Regions from separate parts of the Mus musculus genome. Here region 1 is linked to region 2. A link is a loop called in an ENCODE intact Hi-C map of the cell type or tissue named here. Cell type or tissue: left cerebral cortex. All regions are shown on one strand. Each heading gives the region's core, and the rest is flanking DNA. Links, peaks and the distances in the headings are about the cores only.

The links. A loop is a pair of places that touch in the nucleus more often than their neighbours do. Peaks named below come from ENCODE experiments on the same cell type or tissue, not always from the same donor. Only the 100,000 strongest peaks of a DNase experiment are listed, where the experiment ranks them.
Region 1: a loop joins it to region 2, with 3 times the contacts of the local background. A loop is called at or near these places in 5 of 42 quality-filtered maps.

What each region holds. Positions count from the first base shown.
Region 1 is chr2:14,071,819-14,077,201 of GRCm38, forward strand. Stam (signal transducing adaptor molecule (SH3 domain and ITAM motif) 1) reads left to right here and starts at 2,282. Exons shown (of 14, transcript NM_011484.3): 1 at 2,282-2,518. The coding sequence starts at 2,479. Stamos (signal transducing adaptor molecule (SH3 domain and ITAM motif) 1, opposite strand) reads right to left here and starts at 2,116. Exons shown (of 2, transcript NR_038162.1): 1 at 1,765-2,116. In left cerebral cortex, for the core only: a CTCF peak has its summit at 2,262; DNase peaks (open chromatin) are centred at 1,872, 2,271 and 2,952; H3K4me3 peaks cover 2,337 bases; H3K27ac peaks cover 2,056 bases.
Region 2 is chr2:15,047,000-15,052,382 of GRCm38, forward strand. Nsun6 (NOL1/NOP2/Sun domain family member 6) reads right to left here and starts at 2,313. Exons shown (of 11, transcript NM_028950.5): 1 at 1,923-2,313; 2 at 149-304. The coding sequence starts at 1,997. In left cerebral cortex, for the core only: CTCF peaks have their summits at 242 and 2,282; a DNase peak (open chromatin) is centred at 2,338; H3K4me3 peaks cover 1,354 bases; H3K27ac peaks cover 928 bases.

The sequences.
Region 1 (5,383 bases), core at 77-5,076, 980 kb before region 2:
AGTTAACCCCAAAATACAAAGCCATGCCACCTTTTATATTTGCCTTTTCTTGTACATATAACATTTCTTATTTTTAAAACCTCTATTTCATAGCATATTACATAATAAAGATCCCCAATAGCAAAGTCATTCTTCTATGTCAGAATACATGGTTAATGTTATCCATACTAATATATGTTATTTCTGATTTTCACATATTGATGATTCAAATTTGAAAAGTAGTGTTTTGCTAGGTAACAACCTAACAATTTGATTTTATTACTGGATTAGAAGCATGCCCAAATATATTTTCATAACCATCTGGCTCTGAGTCAGGGCAATTATGATAAGGTACTTAAGGCACTGGCCCATCATTTTAAATGGATAAGTTGACACTTAATTCTGTCAGCGCAGTAATCAAGAGAAAAGTCTATTGAGAGACGATGCTCTGCTTCCCATACCAATAGTGGGAAGATTTTATACTTCTCATAATGACACAAAAGCACTTCAAAAATCTTAAGAAAATGGTGGCGTTAATGTCTGACATTTGTCACATTTTTATATTTTAACTCCACCCCTTTGAAAGAAAAATTATGCTCATTAAGTTACTCAGAAAATATTTTCGTTCAGGTTGTTTAAAATTGTAGAATTTTTTCACATATATTTGAAGGCTTTTTTTTTTTTCTTTTTCAGTGCCAAGGTCAGAACCCAGAGCCTCTCACATTCTAAACAAGTACCCCATCACTGAGGCTCATCCTCAGTCAGTCTTTAAAGCCTTTTAAACTCTTATCCACTCAGATGTCTATGTAAATACACATCTATGCTCTTACTTTCAATGGCCAAATAAGTACAATTATAACTATTGATTCCACTTGAGTGCTTACTATATGCTAGACACTATTACAGGGGATTTGCTTCTAGTAATTTATTTCATCTTCAATGGTTTGTCATTTCCGTTTCTTATTTATGAGGAAACAGACAGAGGAGTTTGTCCAATCTCTTTAATGTCGGACAGTTTAGCGGTCATCAAAACTTTGATATTGTAAACAACGCTGCCATTAATATCTTGGTTCATGTTTTAAAAGACTGTAAGATTTAAAATTCAGAATAACTGGAACCAGAGGCACATTTCCAAAAGCTGGCTATATACTTCCCATCCTTTCTCTTAAGAATGCTGTAATTTATACCCCATCAGGCAACTTTGTTTCCCATCCCTTGGATTCTTTTAGTTTTAAATGACTGAAAACGTTAACCGATGCTTTAGTTTGCTCCTCTTCCTCCAAAATTCGACTTTAACTGTTTAGTAAGCAAGCTGTTTGTACTGTTATACAAATCTTGTTGACATGTTTATAAGCTTCCCTTTTTGTAAGGGTCCCTATTTGGGCACTTTTTACCGAATCTCAGTGCATGTGCAAGACCGACTTGCTAACTTTACGTAATATTTCCAAGAGATGATTCTTTAGATTTCACATGATTTAGAGGACAATGTGTGTGTGTGTGTTGGGAGCTGGGGAGGGGGCGTGCGTTACATACATATGTACAAATTAGATCACCAAATCAACATTTTAAGTTGCCAAGAGTCCTCATCAATGTCTGGCTCCATTTTTCATGTGTGTGTGTGTGTTTTTTTTTTTTTTTCAATTTCTGCCGTTGGGTGTGCGTGCTTATCTCAGGCTGAGAAGGTCTAATCTTCTCAGGGACTCAGTGACTGCACGTTTAGTCAGTCGGAGCCCACACCCAGGAAGGCTCCCTCTGATCTCAGGCTGGGGAATGAGCCAGCGTTACCTCAGCCTCTCGAGAGGCTGTGCGCCTCGACACTCCCTCCAAGGGATTCAGGCCAGCTCCACCAGCTCACATGACTCCAATCCCAGCAACTTCCATGAACCCTCGACGAGCGCGCTCAACATTTTCCTCGGGTAACCCAAAGGACTGCCTGACTTTCTAGAGGGATTGCAACATCACAACAACCCATCGAATAAACCCAAGGAGTTAAAAATTAAGGGTTTGGCTGGACCCAAACTGAACCCTCTCCCTCTCCCAGTCTCTTATTCACTCTAGAGGCTCTTAGTCGGCCTCGGTGCGCCTGAAGGACCTCGTCCTCCCGAGACGCCCGGGGACATGGAAAAGCCGAGAACCTAGCCGCTAACCCCACGGGCACGCGGGAACTCAGCAGAGGAAGAGACAGCGGCGGCTCATCGCGTGGGCCTCGGCGGAGGCGGCGGGCTCTGGCCAGACCCGGAGCGGGCAGTGTTCAGGCAGCGCTCAAGTCGCCTACATTCCCGACACGCCCCGCGCGGGGGCCTGTTCCGCTTCTCGGCTGTTGCCGCCGCCGCCGCCTCTGTTGCTGGGGTGGGTGAGAGGAGGGGCTGAGAGGGACCCTGCACTGGCAGGCAGGCGCCCTTGCTGTGTTTGTACCTGAGGGGCCTCCTTTCTCCGTCACCCCTAGAGTGCCGCGGGGTCGAGGGGCAGTCCCCGGGGACACCTCGGCACGCAGCGGACATGCCTCTCTTTGCCACCAACCCCTTCGACCAGGATGTTGGTAAGTGTTTTCACCGCCCCCCGTGGGTGCCCCCCGAGACTGCGAGCCCGCGCCGACTCCCGTCCCACTGCGTTCGTTCATTCTGGATTCCCGAGGCCGAGCCCACGTTCTTCTCTCCCGGGGCCCCTTCGTTCAGAGTTGGGAGAGGGTTGAGCGCTTGGCGCATCCTCTTTGGAAGAAATGGGACTTAGAACCTCTCTAATGGGCCTTGGTAAGGGACTTGGGGAGGGGGAGCTTTGAAGGAATCGCTTAAGGGATTCGGGGTAAAGGGTTGCCTCGGGAGGAACAGACGACGAAGCCATCTGCCGCTGGGGCATGGCTTCTGGGAGAAGAGCGAAGGACAGACGTATCTTGGCTTAAGCAGATTGATTATATGCTCTATCGCCAAAGTATTTGCCTGGCCCAATGGAACTGGCAGAATGTTTTAGGTAAGGTTACTTAAAGGGTTTTTTAAATAGCCCTATAACGGTCCCTGGAGGAGAGAGGTCTGGTTACGTACTGGTAGGTTGAAATGTTGGAAGAGATGGAGATGGATTACTTGGCAACAACTGAAAACGCAGACATGAGCCTTTGGGATGCCTTTTTCAGGCTGGGCCTCTGCCTTTGGGGAAGTGTGGAAGAGGATTTTGATTCTAGGATGGGGTCTGAAATGCTAAATTTTTTGTTGTCTGAATCATTGGTATTAGGTACCAAGCATACCAATTTAACAGGTTAGCTATCTATTTTTCAGACCTGATTTGAATTTCTTGAAAGAATTTTGGGATGTTTTTGAATGCATTACATTGAACTACACTGGCAGCATAGTGTGGAATGAAAGCGAACCAATACCATCCAGTCCCACAGGCTGAATTTAAGCATAACTGTAGTAAAAGAATGTAAGGATAACTTGTGAGAGTTACTTTATGAATTTTGTTTATTAGAGGTGAATTTTACATTTTGCCAACTGGAGAAAATGTACTATTACTGCCGCTTCCTGCCTGGTTCATAGTGATTCAGTTGAATGTCCTGAATCTGAGCTGTGGATGGAACTTTAGAAATCATCAATAGTGCTAAATAAGTAATGAATTGGGAAATTGTGTTTAATAAGTGCTTAGCACCAGTACTTACTGAACACAGTGTTCATTGACAAGAAATGCAACCATGAAGACCATCTCATTGCGGCTCTTTGGCTGTTTTACAATTTGTTACATCAGTCTTTAGGACAAATGCTTATAATAAAACAATATTTGCTGCCTCTGTTCCTGGCACCTATAGTGATCCTATATGATCTTGCTTTCTGCTAATCAGTCACACTTATATTCTCCTGGCTTGTTCCTTTTTGTGGTATTGGAAATGGAACCCAGGGCCTAATATGTATTCTTTCTGTTTTTTTTTTTTGAACTCACATTTGCAGTGGATTCAGATGGATTTCTTGATGTTAAACCTGTTCTTGCTACCTACACCGCCCAGTCCAAACACAGGCCCCTTCTTGCCTTTATACTTTTGTTTCTGTTATTTCATGTGTCTTTCCACACATATGTCCTCATGCTTTAAGGTCAACTTAGAGTCTGACTTGTTGTACCTGAATTATTTGCTGATTCCTGCAACCTGGAGTTTATAAGTAGCAGTGTTACTGACAGTTTGGAATAGATAAAATCCTTAAGGAGGTTATGCTCTATACATGAAGGCTGTTAACTTTGTATTTGCTCTTCACTCAGTGGATGCCAGTAACATCTCACAGCCAGTCATGACTTTAAAAGACATGACTTAATGTCTCGGGGGCTGTTTAAATACAGTGATTTTTCACCTTCCCCATGTTCTACAAATTTCAGCATTTTTGTCTTAAACATTACATATCAATGTGTTCTTTATTTTGCTCCTTGTTTGATGGCTGCTGCATAGTTGGCTTTGAATAAGTGCTTGTTGAGTTGAAACTATGTTAAGCCTGTTAGACATGTTTTTTTAGAAATCACTCTGAATTATAAAGATACTTTGTGCCATCAGGTCCCTACTGATTTGTATTTACCGATCCCAACAGCCAGTTCCTCATCCAGTTTTTTATTGATGTCTTACATTTTTCTTCTGTGCTTTATCCATAGGTTTGTAGGTCATCAGCCCTTTTCTGGTTTTCTGCTTAGCTTTTTAGTGTCCCCTCCCCCACTTTTTTTCAGTGTCTAAATGCTGAGCAGTAATAACAGCTCTTCTCCATTAAGACTTTCTTCTCTTAGAGTCTTATGAGATTTAGTGCTTAGTAGAATTTGGAGTGATTTGCTTAAGTTCAGGTTTCATGCTTGCTGCTTATCAGCAATCTGGCTTTAAGCTAGTTGGTTATTCTCTGCCTTTGTTTCTTTGTCTTTAAATATGGAGTATAAGAATTATAATGTTCCCTTAAATATATTTGCAAAAGCAAAAAACAAACAAAATGTACAGTGTTTCTTAGCTTACAGGGTTGGTAAGAGAATTGAGTCAATATTTAAAAAGCACTTAGAAGAAATTTTCTATATTTGTGAAGCAAGATTTAAAACAGCTAGTCTCTTAGCTTTAAGCACTTTGCTTATTCCTGTTAATCACAAATTTAAATAGTCTCAGTCAGTATTGGAGATTTAGGCATCCATCTACTGAATATTTCCACTGGATTTTGATAGGAATCTAGAAACAAGCATACCAAAAATCATTTATTCCCCTCCCACTTCTCATTCTGTCATCTTAGCCCACCTCAGGATTGAGTCATTAATCTTTCCTGCCAGTCAGTTCTGATGTCTAAGAGTCATGTTCTTTCTTTCTTTCTTTCTTTCTTTCTTTCTTTCTTTCTTTCTTTTTTTTTAAATTTTATTTTATTCTTTTTTTTCTTTTTTTTTTTTTTTTTGGCGACAAACAGGAATTTAA
Region 2 (5,383 bases), core at 166-5,165:
CGGTGGCTCACAACCATCTGTAATGGGATATGATGCCCTCTTGTGGTGTGTCTGAGGACAGCGACAGTGTACTCACATACATGAAATAAATAAATACATCTTTAAAGAAAAGAAGTGTGGCTGCCCAGCACACCACACTTGCACCAACCTTCTGGAGCTCTTCAAGCAGCAGACCTCTGACATGCTGAACTGAGCCTAAATGCGTATTCACTCTGACAGTTGTCATCGACGGAGGGTGTGACAGGCGAAGCAGCAGAGTCTCAAATTTCCTTTCTGCTTCTTGTCTGCTTGAAGCAGACACAGCCTGCAGTAAGAAGAAGTCAGGTCTCGGCTTCAGTGTGTAGTCATCAGTATTAACATACTTAAGGAATGTTAAGTTAAACTTAAGGCTTAGTTTGGTTGATATTACTTCTTTCCTTTCCAAACTGTTTTACAAATGGGATGGCCTTTCTTCATTTAAGCTGTCATACCTTGTGGGTTTGGAAAGGAGATGACCTGAAAGATTGCATCAATCCTTCATAAAATAATGTTCATCATTCTAAAACCGTTGAAATTGACCACTGACTGTCCCCCTTCCTCTCTTAATATATACTTCCCAAGACCCCTTGAAATAAGCATAAAATACTTTCTCTTTCCATATAGTTTATCCTATGAACAATATTTGGAAATAAGATGTGGAAATAAGTTTTAAAATCTCAGCTCCAATAACACTAAAGAGCATTTTAGTGGATTGAATTTTGCTAAAGAACCAAAAATTTAGAAAAATATCCACGTTGCCAAGGGGTTAAGGTAAGGTGGTTAGAGCATGCAGGGATATTTTACTAGAAGGCAATCAATATTCACTGGGAATTTCTGTGCTAAGTGTGGCCAGTAACAAGTAACTAACACTCTTTTTAAGACATGCCTGCCAAACCAATGTAGTGATTTTCACTTAAGGTTGATGCCCCAAGACAACCTTCGAAAGTACTTATAACCCATTCAATTTTCATAGAATAAATTAAGCTTTAAGCTTTATTAGTAAGAATTAATTCAAGGTAACTCATGCAAAATGAACATTTTCCAGTAAGGTTCAGTGGATTACAAGCTTGTAATTCTAGCACTCAGGAGGCAGAGGCAGAGGCAGGTGGATCACAGTAAACTCAAGACCAATCCGGTCTACCTTATGAGTTCCAGTATAGCCACTACTATGTGGAGAAACCCCCCTGTTTCTTTTCTTTTCTTTTTTTTCTTTTTTTTTGAGACAGGGTTTCTCTGTGTATCCCTGACTGTCCTGGAACTCACTTTGTAGACCAGGCTGGCCTCAAACTCAGAAATCCACCTGACTCTCTAACCCTGTTTCAATAGATAGATGAAAGAAGGACAGATAGATGGATGGATGGATTGATAGATAGCTTCTAAAACTGACTTTTTAATCATTATATCTGAACTTTAGTTGCTTGACAATTATGTCAGTTTGGATGAGTAAGAGGACTGCTTAGACTCTGGTGTTCTTAACAATGAAACCAAATCACTCTACCATGATTTATTAGACTAAATTGTAACCATTTCCAATCAAACACCTGGTGGCATTTAATGAGGCACTCAAAGTGCCCTGATCACCTGAGTAAGTACAAGAGCCTGTACTTTAACAGAACAAGTGCATCTACTGTGGAAGTCTTGAGTTGTGTGGCCAGGGAACTTCTCTGGTTGATTCTGCTACCCCTTCAGTACTAAGGGCTGACAGACACGTAACACTTTCTTTTGTCTTACATCTAAACGTGAGCATATATTTATCTCCATCTCAGTAAGCATCAATGGTGACAAAAAAACCACATTGTTTTTAAAGATTCCAATAAAGTAGTGGCAAAAACTAACCACATATTCCCCTTCTTTCTGCTGAAGTTGTATCAGAATTTTGGCAAACATCTATGTACGTGACCTACCTCCTCGTTCAAAAAGCTCTCTTTGAGATAGTTTTCAACTTCAGGTCTCAAAGATATCTTTGGAAATACATACATTCTTTTGATTTTTTTCTGTTTTAAGTTGTCCAAGAAAATGTTGGGAAGCAGTCTTTATTTCCGAATTTCAGCGTTGCCAGCCAATGGACGAGCACAAGAATGCCTTTCAGTGCTGAGTTCTGGAATGAGCAGGGCCCAAGGTTTGTCGTTCTCTGGGATGCTGTGAGACAGCTCCGAACTGCGACACTGCGCCAAATAGGGCTTGGTGACAAAAAGTGTACCTAAACGCAGATCGGAAAACAGACAGCGCCTAGATCCACTCTGACATGCTATTTTCCAAAACCGCGCCCCCAGCTTCGGAACAGAAAGTCGCTTCCTGGGTTCGTCACTTCCGGCACTCGATGCCCAGCCTTCTGTTCGTGCCCAACCTGCATCTGCCAATCACCTCCCCTGAGGGTGGAGCTTTTTCTAGGAAGGACTGTGCCGGGTACATCCTGGGACTCTTGAATGCTGGGTTGAACTGGATACCTCACTAACCTGAAATAAGGGAGATTTCCATTTATTGTCCCAGTACAAGTAGCGGTGGAGGCTTCCCTCGGACACTTTTTTTTCTTTTTTAAAGACTTATTTATGTCAAGAGTATGAATGTTTTGCCTGAGTGCATGTGCTTGCCTCTTTGATCAAACCCAGGATCTGAAGGTTGTAAGCCAACATATGGGAGCTAACAATGGAACCTGGGCACTATGCAGGTACAAGTGCTCTTAACTATTGAGCCATATCTCCTACCCTAGTACCCATATTTTTTGAATGTGCTAATACCCGTGGGTACTCAGGTACAACTTAAAATCCCCTAATAGTGTTTACAACTAGCCATGAAGCTTCTAGTTAACGTGCTTTAGAGAACAAGAGTCTTGATGTGAATTCCCTGATGGTAATGAGGTGACAAGAGTTTAAAAATAACTAACCAAAGTCAGTGGGATGTTTTATGCTTGAACATGATGAATACTTTTGTCTCCAATGCCACTGGGTTAGGGTTTGCTTGTTTTGGTTTGTTTGTTTTGTGCTTTTTGTTGTTCTGAGCCATATTTCATAGGTAACTATAGAGGAGGGTTTTTGCTTGGTGTGTGTTTAATCTTTTAAGTTTTCACACTGGCTTTAAAATATATATAACTGACACACCAAGTCTTTACTAGGTGAAAATTCCATGACAAAGACACTGCCACAGCTCAGCACAGTGGTTATAAGCAGTTTTCAAGGAGTAAAAGAAAGTTCCAAGAGTTGTAATAACTTTCCACAATCTCAGAAAAAGAAAATAGGCTATAGACCAGTAAGCCAGTTTCTAAAACAAGTACCCAGTTTTTCCACAAGATCATGTATCTGTGGTCAATGCATGGGATTCCTTCCTGACTTCATCACCTGAAACTAACAGAATGTGTCTGGGACACAGGTGTTAAGTGTTGCATGACATGCCTGACAGGACATAAACATCTATTCACCCCCAAATAAGAGTGATGTGGCTGAAGAAAAACTTGACAAGTCCAAATTGAAGAAATACATTAGTTTGCTAGGCTTGCTTACAGCAGGACAGGCAGCCTCCCCTCCAGGAACCACCACACTATTTTATATGGCTGTGATATGAATCTACAGCAGTTAACATAAAACTAGTTTCATAGAGCTACCCAATATAAAAGCAGCCAAGGGGGCACAGGTGAATCAAACTCTGGGAAAGGTTATGTGTCTATGTGCACTCTATCCTTGCTGTCACCAAGCACAGTCTGACCTGGGAAGGGTAGCCTGTTCTGCTGCATTCAGGCAGGGAGAACAGGTAAATGACATCTTGGTGCAACATGGAATGCTTTGCCCAGGATTCAGAGGGCTAGACCACCCACACAAAGGAATTTCAACAGACAACTTTGTAGTAACCTTGACACTAGATATAGTTGAAGTCTTTAAAAAAATAAAGAAAACTTGAACTTGAAAGTCCATGTGGGAGAAATTTCATTTCCACATAGAATACTCATTGTTTGACATATAAAGGGCACTCCCTGAATGACTAATCAAACCTTTGTGAAATAGAAAAGGAAACTGTTGTTAAATATGCATTTGATATAAAGTAGTTCACTACTTCAGAACACTTGAACAGTGACCAGAAAACATGTGGTAAATCTGCAGTTAGTAGAGTGGAGATGTTCTGTCTAAGCAATGGAAGACTCCTATATAAACATGCAAATGTCACAGAGACTTTAGATCTTTAAAGGGGTAGTATGGGCCCCCAAGCAGGGACCGGTGGGAGAAATAAATATGATGTGATATCATCATTTTAAGTTTGGTTATGACCTCATTTTATCTCTGAGGATTTTATTTCAGATTGATCTGGGGGACTGACTTAATTCTGGATTCTACACTTCTCCATTACAGGAAACTTCTTTTTCTTTCAATGCTTTTCTCTTGTATGAGTGTGTGTGTTTGTGTGTGTGAGTGTGTGTGTGTGTGTGTGTGTGCAGGTCCAGATGTACATATGTGCACATATATGTGGAAACCAGACATTGATGTGCACTCACAATTACTCGCAGCTTTCATTTTTGGGATAAGGTCTCTCACTGAATCTGGAGCTGGCTGACTTAACTGGATTGACTGACCGGCAGCAAGCTCAAGGGATCTGCACGTCATGTCTCTGCCTCCCCAGAGCAGGAATTACTGGCTCACACTCCTGGCTCAGCTGGATGATGACGACCATGATGATGATGATGATGAATCCAAGTGCTGGGCATCTAAAAATCAGGTCGTCGTGCTTTCATGGCAAGCACTTTACTAACTAGAATTTCTACTTAGTCCCATTCATTTCTTTAATTGTTTATTTTTGAAGACAAACATCCCTATTTAGCCCAGGCGCTTCTTGATTCACAATCCTACTGTCTCAACCTTGTGAGAGACAGAATTATAGGCATTTCTAACACCCACCCCCTCCTGATAATCTTAAGAGTTCTGTAAAGATAACGTAATATCTTTGCATATCCATTTAGCCACAAATCTAATCCTGTCAATACAATATTCAGCTTTTCTAATACAATTGGCCTCATCTGAGAAACTACAAATTAGAACTTACAGTGTTTGGAAAGCCAAATGAATGAATAAATGAATAGAATCTGGTTCAAAATGCTGCCAGAATTAAGCACACAAACGTTTGGACTGATTCATCATTAGTTCTATAAATTATAATCCACACCTTACTGGGATTTCCTCATTTCTCCTGCTGCTATTATGAAACACTAAGGACTAAACTCCCTGCAAGCCAGACCTCTCTGAAGACTTAGCAGTCCAGCTACTACAAGCCTAAATACCAGCTCTTTGGTCCTGAATGTGTACTTAACATTTGAGAAAGAAACAAAACAGTAAAGATTCTGAAAATAAAATGCTTTTAACTTTAGAATATGGGGCTTATCAGG